Linked DNA regions of Mus musculus: region 1 is linked to region 2. Evidence: chromatin loops called from intact Hi-C (ENCODE). Cell type or tissue: left cerebral cortex. All regions are shown on one strand. Each heading gives the region's core, and the rest is flanking DNA. Links, peaks and the distances in the headings are about the cores only.

Region 1 (7,946 bases), core at 2,758-5,257, 390 kb after region 2:
TACTTGTAGCCTTTAAGTCAAAGAGTTCTCGCTCAGTGGTAGAAAGTGTGCTTCACAAAGACAGACTTTGTTTTCTGTTATCGACAAACATATTTTCAATGATCAGAAAATGATTCTCAATATACAGAACCAAAAGACATATCTCCTCATGTAACTGCAAAATAATACAATCAAGTAGGGAGTAATTAAAAGTATAGATTGGCACCTAGTCCATGAGACACAGCATCTCAGAGTTAAGCTGGAATATGAAGCCTAAAACTAAGATTGATCAAATTATGGGCCTAGCCTGGCTAAATGGTGCTAAGAAATTAAGCCAAAACATGTCAAAGATAACTAGACTTTGTGCAGGAATAATCATTTTTTGATGTTTTTCACTTATTCATCTATGTGTCTATGTGCTTATTAGTGTGTGCCTGTGTCCGGGTGAACATGTACACATGCCATGAAGCATTCATGTAGGTCTTGGTCATTCGACAACTTGTGTGACATCTTGTTCTCTTCTTTCACATATAGGCTAGGAAAATTGAACCAAGGTCACCAGGCTTTGCAAAAAAGGCCTCTACTTGCTGAGTAGCCTTGTATGTTCAAAAATAATCATTTCTTAAAAATCTACTTACTTGAAGATTTTAAGTAAATTTAAAATGTATAAATTCATTTTCATATGTGCTAATGTTCATGATGATGTTTCAAAAATAAAGACAAGAAACTTTCCAAATTTATAAAATTTCTAATTTTGTCCCCCCACCCCTCCTGGTGCGTGTGCATTTGTGTGTGTGTGTGTGTGTGTGTGTGTGTGTGTGTGGTTGTGTGTGCGCGTGTGTGTGTGTGACACAAATGATGGGGAGGCATTTGCTGCACTCACCAGTACATTTACTTCTGTGGAGGAAAGCTTACTTCCGCTATCTTTGTCTCTCTTATCCACTTTATATTTTTGAAACAAGGTTTTGTTTGAATCTAGACCTCATAGTTCATTCAAGACTAGCTTGACTTAGAACTGCAGGATCCCCTGCCCCTGCCCCTTCCCATTCCCCATTCCTATAATTATAGTCACCAAGGCAAATTTTAAGTAGATGCTAGAATCCAAACTCATGTGCTTGCATTGGCATGGATCTCTTTCCAATCCATTTACTTTTGTTCTTTAGCATCACTCATTGCAGCCTTAACTCAGCAGGTATAAACTGCAAAGGCTAAGAGTTGAGCAAGTTAAAAATAAGAACTACTGGGGTACAGAGCTAAACAAAGAATTTTTAACTGAGGAATACCAAATGGCTGAGAAGCACCTAAAAAAAAAATGCCCAACATCATTAATCATCATGGAAACGCAAATCAAAACAAATCTGCGATTTCACTTCATACCAGTCAGAATGGCTAAGATAAAAAACTCAGGTGACAGTAGATACTGGCGAGGATGTGGAGAAAGAGGAACACCTCTCCATTGCTAGTGGGATTGCAAGCTGGTACAATCACTCTGGAAATCGGTTTGGCAGTTCCTCAGAAAATTGGACATAGTACTACTGGAAGATCCAGCAATACCACTCCTGGGCATATATCAGGAGATGCTTCAATTTGTAATAAGGACAAATACTCCACTATGTTCACTGCAGCCTTATTTATAATAGCCAAAAGCTGGAAAGAACCCAGATGTCCCTCAACAGAGGAACTGATACAGAAAATGTGGTACATTTACATAATAGAGTACTACTCAGCTATTGAAAACAATGAATGTATGAAATTCTTAGACAAATGGATGTACCTGGAGGTTTCTAAGTGAGGTGAGGTAACCCAATCACAAAGAACACATATGATATGCACTCACTGATAAGTGGATATTAGTCCAGAAACTTAGAATACCCAAGATACAATTTGTAAACCACATGAAATTCATGAAGAAGGAAGACTAAAGTGCGGATACTTTGATCCTTCTTAGAAAGGGGAACACAATATCCATGGTGGGAGTTACAGAGATAAAGTTCTGAGCAGAGACTTAAGGAATGACCATCCAGAGACTGCCCCACCTGGGGATCCATACCATAAACAACCACCAAACCCAGACACTATTGCAGATGCCAAAAAGAGCTTGCTGACAGGAGCCTGATAAAGCTGATTCCTGAGAGGCTCTGCCAGTACCTGATAAATACAGAAGTGGATGTTCACAGTCATCCATTGGACAGAGCAAAGGCTCCCCAATGAAGGAGCTAGAGAAAGTACCCAAGGAACTGAAGGGGTTTGTAGTGCCATAGGAGGAACAATATGAACTAACCAGTACCCCCAGAGCTTCCTGGGACTAAACCACCAATCAAAGAAAACACTTGGTGGGATTCATGGCTCTAGCTGCATATGTAGCAGAGAATGGCCTAGTCAGTCATCAATAGGAGGAGAGGCCCTTGGTGCTGTGAAGGTTCTATGCCCCAGTATAGGAGAATGCCAGGGTTAGGAAGTGGGAGTGGGTGGGTTGGGGATCAGGGGGTGGGGAAAGGGATAGGGAAATTTTGGAGGGGAAGCTAGGAAAGGAGATAACATTTGAAATGTAAATAAAGAAAATATCTAATAAAAAAGAAAGAAAAATGAAAAAGTAGAATATGTTTATATAGTTCATATATGTGTATATATATGAACTACACCAGAACTTTAAAACTGAAAGGATAACCAACCATTTTCAGGCGATCTTTCAGGCCACTTGTTGATGGTTGAGAGTCTGTGGAAGATGCTGTCTGGTTTTCTCTCAGAAGGAGACTTTTTTCCGGGTCCTGGAAAGCTGTCAAAGCAGCCAGTAGAAGAGCACTCGGTCAAAGGCCCAATTCCTTGTACATTTACTGCAGAGCTGCTGTGCTGTGTTCCCATGTAAAGCTCTGATCTGTTCGTCTCTAAATCTTCATTACTCCTAAGGAGATTGTAAACAGTAAGCTTGAAAGCTGCTACTTTCCTTTCGCTGAAGGTCTATTAATTTGCTTGCATTTTAACAATACTGCCACAAGGCTAAATGAAATGCCCATGGAAATGGCATGTGTTAAAGGTGTATTTGTGTGTGTGTGTGTCAGTTCATGTAACTCAAGAGGTATTGCAAATATGAAACTAGATGTTTAAAGGAAAGGGGATAGGTACAATGATGTGTACCCTGACAGATAAGATTCTGCTTGTCTAGACTGGATAGACTTATTTTCTTCATGATGTTATTGGAATATTTAATTAAAAATATAAAGAGTAACATAAAATACTAGATGTTCACTTTATTGTTTAAAAGTATTTCTTATTTGAAAATATGTTATACCATCTTATTAAAGATATATATTTTATAAACTATAATGAAACACATAGCAACATGTGGAATTTTGCCCTCTTCAAATCTTTGTAGTAATTTTCTATACCAGAATTTTTGAAACACTGGGTCCCTTGTCCTTATATGGAATTGAGGCCTCATGAGTCTTTTTTTTTTCCATGAGAACATATGGACAGTTAATTGTTGCAAAAGAGAATGAATCTTCTTTTGTGGTTGCTTCAGTTCCATGTAAGTTCTTCATCTTTCTGTGAGTGAGACTTCACCCAAGTTCTTGTAATTTACTCTGGTTCAACTCACTAGCTCACAAAGCTAAGTGTGTAAAATAGTCTTCTCTGTAACATCAGCACAGAAAAACAATATTCATGTCTTCCAAGCAAGAATTCACTCAACATTCACAGACAAGTTAATAGATTTTTACAAATATCATCTTTGAAAATATTTGCCTCATCCTATGTTATCCTCTTGTTTTAGGTTAGTATCATTCAACATTTGGCACTGGAGAATAACTCATAAAAACTTAAAGGGTGAATGTAATACTTGAGTTGGTAATCAAACGAACCAAAGAAGTATATGACGCATTTACATCATTACATCATTACCAAAGCAGCAAGGGTGGTTACCAATCTATCATTTATACATATTCACAATTAATAATTTTAAACTATTTTGTGGTCTAGGTTTTCTTTTATTCCCATATTAATGTTTCCCTGTACCACAATATGTCTGTATGGAGAGTATAGAGACTAAGGATATTTTGTGTGTCCAGGCTCCCTCTAGTGGTCAAAAGGTCACTGCACATAAAAAGTCATTTATCAACTACCAGATTATGCCTAGGGAAGTAGGGGTATGTGTACCCTTGGTTTTAAGCTATGTTATGTAAAAGCCAATTTAACATTCAGTATTTGTATTTGTGAAAATTTTTACAATAAGATTTATGTCAATATCCCTGTCTTAATTACAAAGTTTCAAATATACTCAGATGAAAATATATTTGATTTACTATATGAAAATAAAGGAGAAGAGGAGGGGGAAAGGGGAGGGACTCTGTAAGGGAGTACAGGGAGGGGAAATAGTTTGAGATATAAATAAATAAATTAATTAGTTAAAAAGAAAGACAAAAATATTAAAACAAAAATATTGCATATAATAAGCAGAAAATATTGTAATCTGTAATAGAGTGATAAAAATGAAGTCAATATTATATTATTTCCAAAATTAATAATATTAATTAACATTGACAATTAACCTTCATAAAAAGTATTTTTGCTAACAATTAGTATTTAGAGAACAATTATTGAACCTACTATGCTTTCCACATATACGTTTTTTAACTTACTTGTTTAAGTAATATTGAACTGATTTTCTAATGCTCAATTCTTCATAGTAGAGGTACTTATAGCGTTCCAGTTCTAATACCCGCAATGCCCTGCTAACTTTCAGTTTAGAGAGTGTCGACTTAAGGCTTCTAATTTTGGTTTCCATTGCATTGATTGTTGAAGTTGTATAGCTCTCCTTTAAGAATTCTGAGCATGGTTTACCTGTTGCTTGTGCCTGGAACATGAAAAGCGTGCATGTCAAGAAGCAATCACACACAGCTACTGCGGGTGTTTGACGACGGTAGTTTTACGTTGGTTAGATTTCAAATATAACGTAAGAGATGCTAGAATACCAAGTATTCATCAATATTAATTGTATTGCACCAGCACAAAATTTGACTTTCTCAATTCTTTATGAGAGGTACTGGGCTTAAAACCAGATCTTCCCATATGCTAGGGAACCATTGTAGGGCCTGTATTTATAAAAGAAATAGCTATAGATAATTCAAACGCTTAGTGGACACTTCCTTTAGTGGAAGCTCATGGACCTCAAAGATACTGACTGGGAATTATAGAGGAATGAAGGATGGAGGAAGGAACCGTAGCTGTGTAGCAGTTGAAATTTAAATTTACTTATCATATAAGCTAAAAAAATCTATGAAACACATAAGAACCAACCCTCACTATGTGAAAATATGGGTTGCTAGTTTATACACTATCCACATATAAATTATAAAAAATTCAGTGCAAATTACTTACACTGGGATCAAATACAGATACCACTGTTAATCTGTGTTGTAAAAAGGACCCTGGAAGTTAGAATTCAGAAAACATTATACATATACACAAACAGATAGACAGATAATGAGGCCCAAGTGTGCATTGAACAATAATAGTTAAAGAAGGCTACCAACTTAAGGGAGGATGGGAGAGGTTTGAGGTAGGTGTTGTTATGAGGGGAAGGAGGAATGTAGAAGAGGGAGAGAGTGATATGATTATTTCATTAAAGGTTAGGTTAACACAAAGACACAGACAAAGGTTATATGACTGAAATAGTCAAGAGAACCTTCTAAAATAGATAGCTTGGAAACAGGATGAGAAATTATTCAATTACTCAGACCCAGATAATTCCTTAGGTAAAGGAAGAACTAGATTCTCTATGCATAACAGAAAACCCCAAGAATGATTTTAATACTGAAGGCTAATTCTATCACATGACCTCATAGCCTGAACAGTTCCTTCTTACTTTTCCCTTCATATCACCTTGTACTGTTTTGTTTGGAGTAGTAGAGAAAGTGTGTGAGCAAATAATTGAGCAGGTAAATTGTAAATGTCATCATTTAAAATGGAGTCTCTATATGCAGCGGAATTATATCTGAGGTATATACTCTAGTAGCTATTACCTAGGTAGGGGGACCTTGTAATGCATGGTAAGGTGGTTTAAAGATTTTATCTGTTTTACGTAAATGTGGGGGAGGCAGGCAATGGTACCTTTCAAGGCCAGAAGAAGGTGTGGGATCTTTTGGAGTCAGAATTACAGGTAGTTTTGAGCTACACAACATAGGTTCTGAGAACTAAACTCAAAAGACTAGTGAGCACGCTGAACTACTGCAGAATCTTCGGTTTGTAAAAGAACTCAACATCAGGGCTGGAGAGTTGGTTCAGAGTTAATGAGCATTATGCTACTTACTGACTTGAAATATCTTTAATTTTCAACATATTATTTTATGACTAGAGTTTTGGTTATACAAGTTTTAAAGCCTTTAATTCTTGAATTTTCACTAAATAACACCCAAAATGATCTTCCTCATATCAAAGGAAATAACCCCAAAAATTCATAAGTAGTGCCATGTAAAATTAAAATACGACAGAAAAACTGGAATTCTGGCGAACTACAAAATTGAAAAAATAAAAATTGTGTAGAATTGACAAAGATCACCCTCCCCCATTTTGTGGACTGCCTTAGGGGAAAAAATGGAAAGGTGAGAATGAAGTCAGATGGCTGTCAACACTAAGTTAAACAATATCCCTATTTCATAGCACTGACCCCTTGAGTTTGGTAGCCATATTGTGGAGAAGCTAGGCAACAAAGAGAGTCTAGGCTTTGAAGTAGAGCTGCTTTCTCTAATTGAGTTCCAGCTAATAGTTGTCAGCAATGTCTAGAGAAACTAGATCAAAAACAACAAAAAAGCATAAAGATGTTGGAACTACTGTAGGAGATTTTTATGCCCAGTTTCCTTCAACTGAAATTTCTTAAATGTAAGCAACTTTGTCTCTAGAATATTATTTCTAGTTGGAACATGGGGAAGAATGGAAGATATTATTTGCAGTACTATAACAGAAAATCAAAAGTGTTTGCTGGTTGGGAAAGAGCCTAGCGCTCACAGTTTCTCAAAAGGTTATGTAATGTTATCACATAACAATCTCACCAATAAGTACCAAGAAAAAGAAAAAAAAATGAGAATGTGTATAGTCTTGTGCATACCAGTATCACAAATATGTTGTAAGCGAAAACAATATCTAATGGGTCATTAAATAAAATGTATGACATAAGAGAACATTAGCAATAATAAGAAATATAGCAGTAATACCTACTACAAAAGGAATGGACTTTGAAAACATCATGTTAAGTAAAAGAAGCCAATATGATTATTTGCTTCAGTTGTCGAGAAATAGGTAAGTCTGTAGAGAAAACATAGTTTGATATCTCCCTAAGACTGAGTAGGAGAGGGTTATGTCATGGGGGAAAAGCATGAAATGTATTTTGAAAATAAAAATAGTTATAAAATTATGATTATGCTAGAGCTATAAATATATTAAAAGCCATTAAATTTTACAATTGAAATATTACATATAATGGACAATAATTATATATCAATAAATTGATCTGAAATGTCTTTATAGTCATACCTTAGGTTTATGTACTGCTTGTCTTTAAAATCTGGAGAGATAGCAAGTCACAAGAGAATCAAAGAATAGAGTTTTTAAAAAGTTTTATGCTTCCTATTATATCAAGTCTCTCACACTGCTTAAACATATTTATTTATGTGCTAAAAGTATAGAGAGATTTGTATTTTTCTCAATTAGATTAATTTTGGGCCCCAAATTGAACCGTACCATGCATCCTGGCACTGTAGCTGGAGTACTCATTTCAAGTGAGCAGGTTTCAAAATCCCCATGAGAACCACAGTCTCCAATATCATGTCTGTGATCTGTCATCTTAAAGGATTTCCCAATTCTGTTAATATGTAATGAACAAATATAAGTTAACAATAACTGATAATAACTGCTAACAGAACATATTTATAATAATATATTTTATCATAAAAACTATGTCTGGAAATTGTATACCT
Region 2 (7,946 bases), core at 3,082-5,581:
TGTTTAGCTGGCGCAATGCCCGAGGTTCTATCCCAGATTCATATAACCCAGGTGTGGTGGTGTGCCTGTAACTCCAGTGCTTCGGAGGACAGACAGAATGACTAGGAGTTTGAGACTGACCTTAGCTAAATAGCAAGTGTGAAAACATGTTAGTATATATGAGAAGATTAAAAAAATGTCAAGTAAACGAAACAAAATAGAAACAAAACTTTCTGTTTGTTTGTTTAAAAAGATTTAAGATAAAGGAAGTATGATCTCTTTGACTAGAAAAAATAATCAAGATTTCATTGACTCAATGGTAACCCAGAGAAATTGTTCAATACATCCCAGTGCTAAATTTTTACTATATCACAACTTGTAAAACAAGTAGTAACATTGTAGGTAGTTCCCTTAAGAATGAATCACAGCATTACAGTGTGATACTATCATGTTTGTGATAAATCAAACTCTAGTAATTTCTAATAAAGGACTTAGGCAAAATTAATGGGAACATCCAATATGTGTTAAACAAATATCCATATGATTGACTGTATTTTGAGTTAATCATTCAGAAATACTACATGTTCTATCCTCATGAGTAGATTTGAAGTCATTTATCAGCTTATGAAAGCCACCTCTTTATTTTTAAGTATGGGCTCAAGGAATATAAACCTAGGAGCCTCAACATTTTGTGAGATAATATCTTTCTCCCCAGTTTTCTTATATAAATAGCCACTAACTTGTGGTTACAGTATTCAGCTCTAACTCATTAGTTTTTATGTTCTTTAAAATTATTTTTCTCTATCTGACCCTTTTCTTTTAGAAGCCAGGGAAGTAGTGACATCAACTTCTCCTGGGACTAACCTCAAACACGATAATGAAGGCCAATCGAGCAGCCAGGATGTGCCAGTACTGTAAGGTGAATTCATAGGGTTTGGAACTCCAAGGTGGGCCTCTATAGTCTCGGTACCTGCAATCCACCAAAACAGACAGCATGAAGGGAGCAGAGCATTCTTGATTTACCCAGCCCCCCAGAATGTTAAATGCTTTTATACATGTAGAGAGGACGAGATGAGGTGGCCAAAGCAAGCAGGGAAGATAAATACATTGTAGGTAAGTACCTGCAGTAACCAGATTTTCCCATACCAAGTTCACTCAGGTCAAAGAAGGATAAGCTATTGTTGACATAGCCCTTTAGGCAACTAGGAGAAAATAACAGGATTGCATGAGTCATAAATTAATACATTTCTGAAATACCTTCTTCTTTACAAGAGACAGAATTTATTTTTTTATATTTTTTTATTATGTATTTTCCTCATTTACATTTCCAATGCTATCCCAAAAGTCCCCCATACCCTCCCCCCCCACTCCCCTATCCACCATTACCACTTTTTGGCCCTGGCATTCCCCTGTACTGGGGCATATAAAGTTTGTATGTACAATGGGCCTCTCTTTCCAGTGATGGCCTACTAGGCCATCTTTTGATACATATGCAGCTAGAGTCAAGAGCTCCGGGGTACTGGTTAGTTCATAATGTTGTTCCACCTATAGGGTTTCAGATCCCTTTAGCTCCTTGGGTACTTTCTCTAGCTCCTCCATTGGGGGCCCTGTGATCCATCCAATAGCTGACTGTGAGCACCCACATCTGTGTTTGTTAGGCCCCGGCATAGAAGAGAGAATTTAAATAATACCATTGTTCCTCCTGTTCTAACTACTCAGAACTCTTAGTTCAATCTTCCCCGACTTCTTGTCCTGTCATTTCTTCTCAGTACTATCCCCATTGATTTTTATTTTATTATTATTATATTTTAAAGATTTATTTATTTATTATATGTAAGTACACTGAAGCTGTCTTAGACACTCCAGAAGAGGGAGTCAGATCTCCTTACGGATGGTTGTGAGCCACCATGTGGTTGCTGGGATTTGAACTCTGGACCTTCGGAAGAGCAGTTGGGTGCTCTTATCCACTGAGCCATTTCACCAGCCCCCGATTTTTAGTTTATTTAAAACAAAATAAAACAAATAAAAGACCTTTGTGGTTTCTGTACATAAGGCATCCTGTTACTTGTGCATTTAAACTCAGTAAGTCTTTTATAAACTCACATGCATGCAACACAATTGGCTGATTGTAATACCTATTTATCACCTATTCACGTATTTAATATGTTTATTGTGCACCTACACTTTGTTATAAAATATCTCAGTGCTTTATACTCAATAGTGAACAAAACCGGTATTTATATACAGTGAAGTTGCTGTTGTCCATAAAGAAAGATTATTATTAAACACGTATGGTGGCACATGCTGTCAATCCCAGCACTCATGAGGCAGTCAGATCTGTGAGTTCCAGGTCAGACTGGTCTACAGAGAGAGTTCCAGGACAGTCAAGGCTGCACAAAGAAGCCCTGTCTCAAAAACAAACAAAATAAAAACACAAAAGAAGGGAAGAAAGGAAAGAAGGAAGGAAGGAAGGAAGGAAGGAAGGAAGGAAGGAAGGAAGGAAGGAAGAAAGGAAGGAAGGAAGGAAGGAAAGATAGCAGTGATGTTTGCAGGAAGATGAATTCAACTGGAAATAATCATACTGAATAACTGAGTCTGTCCCAGAAAGACAATTATGACATGCTTTCTCTCAAGTGTATTTTTAGATTTTAGAGAGATACATAAAATTATGTATGCAACTATGATATAAAAATTGAAGTCAAACCATTTAGACATACAGTGGGGATTATTGAGAGGGGAGCAGCATATGAGACTATGAGGGGAATACACTCAAAGGATGCTTGCAGACCACATGCTGAGAAACACTCCTAGGAAAAATGGTTTCTAAAACCTGGTGGCAAGTACATGCCTACCACATTGTTAAGTTTGCAATGTTAATCACAATCCAACAATAATTCACCGTTTTCCTTGTTGATTCTGATTTTTTGTAACATCACCAAAGTGTTTTCTTCTTAATACTTTTCTCTCCTACTCGCTTGTCTCTTCATGATTTGCTCTGAAATTTTCTAACCTGAATAGAATTTCAATTTAATTGCTAAATATACTTAAAATATTATTAAGTAATTGGGTGTCTCTCTTTATAGGTGATGTCTAAGTCACAAAAGACTTGTATTGTTTTGCCTGAAATTGCCCTAATCCCTTGGTCGCTGAATAAAGAGATCTTAGGAATGTTGGGTTCTGAAAAGTTAAGCTCAGTTAGTAGGATTTTCATCCACCAGTAGGTGGCAATAGAATCACTAGTAAGTAGTTCATCTAAGAAAGACACCAGACACTATTTCTCCACATTTCATACTCATACCACATTTCATACCGTAATTCAAAGGGTGAGAGGTGGCTGAACTATACTTTTCAAATGTTTAAATATGCTTCTAGCCCATTCTGCATTAACAAAACGGCACCATTTTGGTTTTTCACTATCGGTATTGAAACAACCTTATATTTACATCTTTATTCTCAGACACCATTTCATAATCACACACCCTGCGAACCCTTACTGTCATGAATTAATCATGTCATACAGATGATGTATATTAACAAATGACAAAGTTAGTTAAACTCAAATTTTAGGTGTCTAACTGTGAATTCCTTTAAAGCTCTTAATGACTTTAAAATCTGTTTAAGAAATCAGTAGTAAGATGTTTTTCACTCTTAAAAAGAAAGTGGATATTAGCCCAGAAACTTAGGATACCCAAGATATAAGATACAATTTGCTAAACACATGAAACTCAAGAAGAACGAAGACCAAAGTGTGGACACTTTGCCCCTTCTTAGAAATGGAAACAAAACACCCATGGAAGGAGTTACAGAAACAAAATTTGGAGCTGTAACAAAAGGATGGACCATCTAGTGATTGCCATATCCATGGATCCATCCCATAATCAGCCTCCAAACGCTGACACCATTGCATACACTAGCAAAATTTTTCTGAAAGGACCCAGATATAGCTGTCTCTTGTGAGACTATGCTGGGGCCTAGCAAACACAGAAGTGGATGCTCACAGTCAGCTATTGGATGGATCACAGGGCCCCCAATGGAGGAGCTAGAGAAAGTAGCCAAGGAGCTAAAGGGAACTGCAACCCTATAGGTGGAACAACATTATGAACTAACCAGTACCCCGGAGCTCTTGACTCTAGCTGCATATGTATCAAAAGATGGCCTAGTAGGCCATCACTGGAAAGAGAGGCCTATTGGACTTGCAAACTTTATATGCCCCAGTACAGGGGAATGCCAGGGCCAAAAAGGGGGAGTGGGTGGGTAGGCGAGTGAGCAGGTCGGTATGGGGGACTTTTGGGATAGCATTTGAAATGTAAATGAGAAAAATACCTAATAAAAATTAAAAAAAAGAAGAGATACTTGTCACCAAGTGTTTTTCCAGTGTCCTCAGTAAACACCAGTTTGCCAATAGTTAATTAAGGGTCAAAGCAAAGCGCCTCCCCTTGTAGCTCATGACCTTTGTCAATGCCTACTGCTTTTCCTGATAATCCCCCCTCCCACTCTTTTGCCTTATGTTACAGATTTTACATCTAAGGCTGCACCTGCAAAGCTTTTAAGGGGGCCCTCAGTCCTCTATAGTTAATTCTCACATGCATTGTTCCCCAATACCTATCCAAGTGAAAAGTCTGAAATGACAAATATTGTCTAAAGTGATTGTCTGAATCCAGTTATTTCGGCTCCTGGGAGACAACAGGCAAAGTGTAGAGATAACTATTGTAATCAGAATGTATGGACTGAGGTAACTGTAATGATATCAGCTCGTCAGAGACTACACATGCTGCTTAGCCTCCTGGAATGGGTAAAACAACCATCTTCCTGACTGGAAAGAATTACTTGAATTAAAATGCCAATAGCAAAACCAACCAAAAGCAAAGCAGAGCAGAGCAGAGCAGAGCAGAGCAGAGCAGAGCAGAGCAGAGCAGAGCAGAGCAGAGCAGAGCAGAGCAGAGCAGAGCAGAACAAAGCAACAACCAAACAACCAAACAAAGGAAACACTGCAGAGGTTGAGAAGCTGTCCTGCTTTGAAATGTGTATTTCAACTTTAGATGAAAACGCACAATAGCCACATACAACGAGGCAATTCTGCATCAGTCATCAGTCAGACCCCTAGCACTCTATGCTTTAAAAAAAATGCTAGGACTGAAGATTGCAGACTTTTCAGGCTCTATTTCTCACTTTTTACTCTCTTTGTTTCTTTTCTTATCAGTTTCACCTTCTATCTGCATAGCAACGACACCTTGTCCCCTTGCTTGAAGAGTTTACATTTTATTCAGGATCTAGAGCTGGGTCTTTCTAGAAGCATTAGAATTTTCTTAGCATTTTGACACATTTCCCAAGTAAAAACCGACTCTGAAATGAGTTGCTGTAGAAAGCACTTTCTGTTCTTAGCTCCAATTGCTTTCATCTAATAAACACACTATAAATACAATGATCAGAAACATTACTTTTTAATGGTCACAGAACAAACCTCCCAGTTGTCCATTAACTGCAACGATAAAATAGACCAGAATAAAAGGAGTCAAATTTCAATCTTACTTTTCATTCTGCTTCACATGATTTGCACAAGGGCCATATTTGTATTCATAGACAAAACGTGGGATGTAATCAGATGTAATAGCAATTACAAATGCATTGGTGATCACAGCCAATATGCCAATTCCCTCAAGAATTCCAAGCCAGATACCTGGTAGAAGAAAAAAAAAGATTAAAGTGAGTGAATAAAAAGTGTGCAAGATGAAAGCTCTCTAGTTAATTTTACTTTGCAAAAAAATATTCTATTTATTTTGAGCCATATTTCTATATACCGTTTACTTGTTTTTCCCTAAAAGGTTATATTGCATTGTGTGTGTGTGTGTGTGTGTGTGTGTGTGTGTGCTCATGCACTTGCACATCAAGCAGAAGAAAGTATCAGATTGCCTAGTGAGTCACCCAGTGTTCATGATGAAGACTGAGCTCTGGTCCTTGGGAATAGTAGCAATTGATCTTAATTGATGGGCCGTCTCTCCAGCCCCTTGTTATCTTTTTACTAATAAGTGATGTTGCAAATACTATTTTTCAAAAAGGAAAATTGAGACTTACCTATGTCAGTGGCTCGGGCTGGCAGAGGCCTCCTCCACTGGGTCACAAATTTATATGCATCCAATCTGATTTCTATGATATTGTTTAACAAAGCCAATAGAGGGGCCAGGGGAAAAGCAGCAACAAAGATGGTAGTGAATCCAAATTGCAAAACTGTAAAACAAGAGCAGTAGGAAGTTATGGATGTACTCAGTAATATCCACTGAGTGCCTCACTGCACCAACTGGGAGCACTGGATGAATTACCTTAAATTATTGCAGTAGCTCTACCTAGGAAATATTCTTGGTTTTATAGTTGAAGAAACTTTAGTTTCTAGGCCATAGGTAAACTTGTTGAAAGATTAGATGGATAGAAAATGTTCAAAAAGCTGTCCTTCATCTAAGAAATGGGCATATTTAATGAATACTCTCCAACCCCATACCCCTTTATAATATGAGAAGGAAGGGGAAAGAGACAAACAGAAAGGGAGGAAGAGAAGGAGGAAGAAACGGGGGGGGGGAGTATTAAAAGATAGGCAGAGGAGCATTTCCTTAAGCAAATTGCTTGGCTCTGGCGAGGTACCAAAAGACCTCCAGCGCACTACCCCATCTTCTCTTTTTATAAGATGAGGATACTGAAGGACTGAGTGTAATAAAGTCCACAACTGGACTGGGAATCCATATTTTCTTAGTGTAAATTAATGACATTACTGCAGAAACTAGGACTCAGACTGGGCTTGAGAAGGTGGAGGTGATGAATGTGGGAGGAATTTGGGGAGCAGGAGGGGTGAATATGACCATACATGTATATACATTGTGTATAATAAAATAGATAAGTAAATGCATAGATAAATAAATAAATAGAAACATTGTTTTAAAATAACCAAACTTTATTTGAGAAGGATTTTATTTTTCTTCATAACAAGATCTAGTTTTTTAAATTTTTATCTAATATGTGCTCAAGATGCTGTTGTGGTGGTACATGCCTGTAATCTTAGCTTTGTGGATACCACAACAGGCAGATTGTGAGTTAAAGACCAGCTTGAGTTGTTTATTCATCATGTTCAAGGTCAGTATTCAATATACAGTAAGACCTTATTTCAAAAAGGAGCTACTAGAGGCTTCATTGTGGCAACAAGTTCATTTTGACTAAATGTCATAGCTTTTTTAAATATAACATAGGTGAAAGCTCATTGTGCCCCAGACCCTTGACAGTGTTAGGACAAATGTTCACTTGTGGTTTAGAATGCTCAGGGCTGGAAAGAGTATTGTCGTTAATATTGTTTTCCTCTTGAACCAAAGCTCATGTGAACTAGGAAAAGCAATACCATGAAGGCCAAATGGTCCTGCAGAAAGTCTCTCCTTACCCATTTCTAAGTACTCGTCCATCAGCCCATGGATGTTCATAGGCTGAAGGTTCCAGTCATTTTCCCATTGTGGTATGGAAGCGTCTTGTATTCCCCTTTTGATTTTGTGTCGTGACCACCAGTTTTGGATTAACCTGCATCAGAGAGCAGACCAAGTACATGTGTCCTGTTACTGAATTATCTGAGGAAAAAATGTATATTTTTATTAAGAAATAACAAATTTCAACTAATCACTAGTTATGTCAAGTATTCCTGGAACTGAAGATAGTAAATGGCTTTAACTCTTGAATAAGTAAAAATTAAGTCTGAACTTTACAACTATAAAGTTGAATTAAAAAGATTTAGCAAAATTCTTATCATTTTAGCGCTTTCTAAGGCCTTCCAAACATCTGGATATTTATTAGGAATCCATTGCCCATAAACTGAGTCATTCCTTGATGTCGATTAGGCTGAATTCATTTCTCCTATCTCTACCTGTAAGAACTCTTATGTTGCCTGTTGTCAAGGTCTGAGCCCCCCATCGCTTACCCTCCATCATTTTGGGGGCTGC

The links. Peaks named below come from ENCODE experiments on the same cell type or tissue, not always from the same donor. Only the 100,000 strongest peaks of a DNase experiment are listed, where the experiment ranks them.
Region 1: it touches region 2 in a loop (4-fold over the local background); 13 of 42 quality-filtered maps call a loop at or near these places.

The regions. Positions count from the first base shown.
Region 1 is chr2:111,054,737-111,062,682 of GRCm38, forward strand. It overlaps A26c3 (ANKRD26-like family C, member 3), which reads right to left. Exons shown (of 73, transcript NM_001378593.1): 69 at 7,711-7,831; 70 at 4,614-4,828; 71 at 2,652-2,881. Among named protein-coding and RNA genes, the nearest start is that of Ano3, 110 kb to the left of the region's middle. In left cerebral cortex, for the core only: a CTCF peak has its summit at 4,056 (motif pointing left); a DNase peak (open chromatin) is centred at 4,053.
Region 2 is chr2:110,660,324-110,668,269 of GRCm38, forward strand. Ano3 (anoctamin 3) reads right to left here. Exons shown (of 27, transcript NM_001128103.2): 22 at 7,397-7,530; 23 at 6,052-6,204; 24 at 5,509-5,656; 25 at 1,101-1,181; 26 at 844-949. Among named protein-coding and RNA genes, the nearest start is that of Gm52522, 18 kb to the left of the region's middle. In left cerebral cortex, for the core only: a CTCF peak has its summit at 3,194 (motif pointing right); DNase peaks (open chromatin) are centred at 3,198 and 4,568.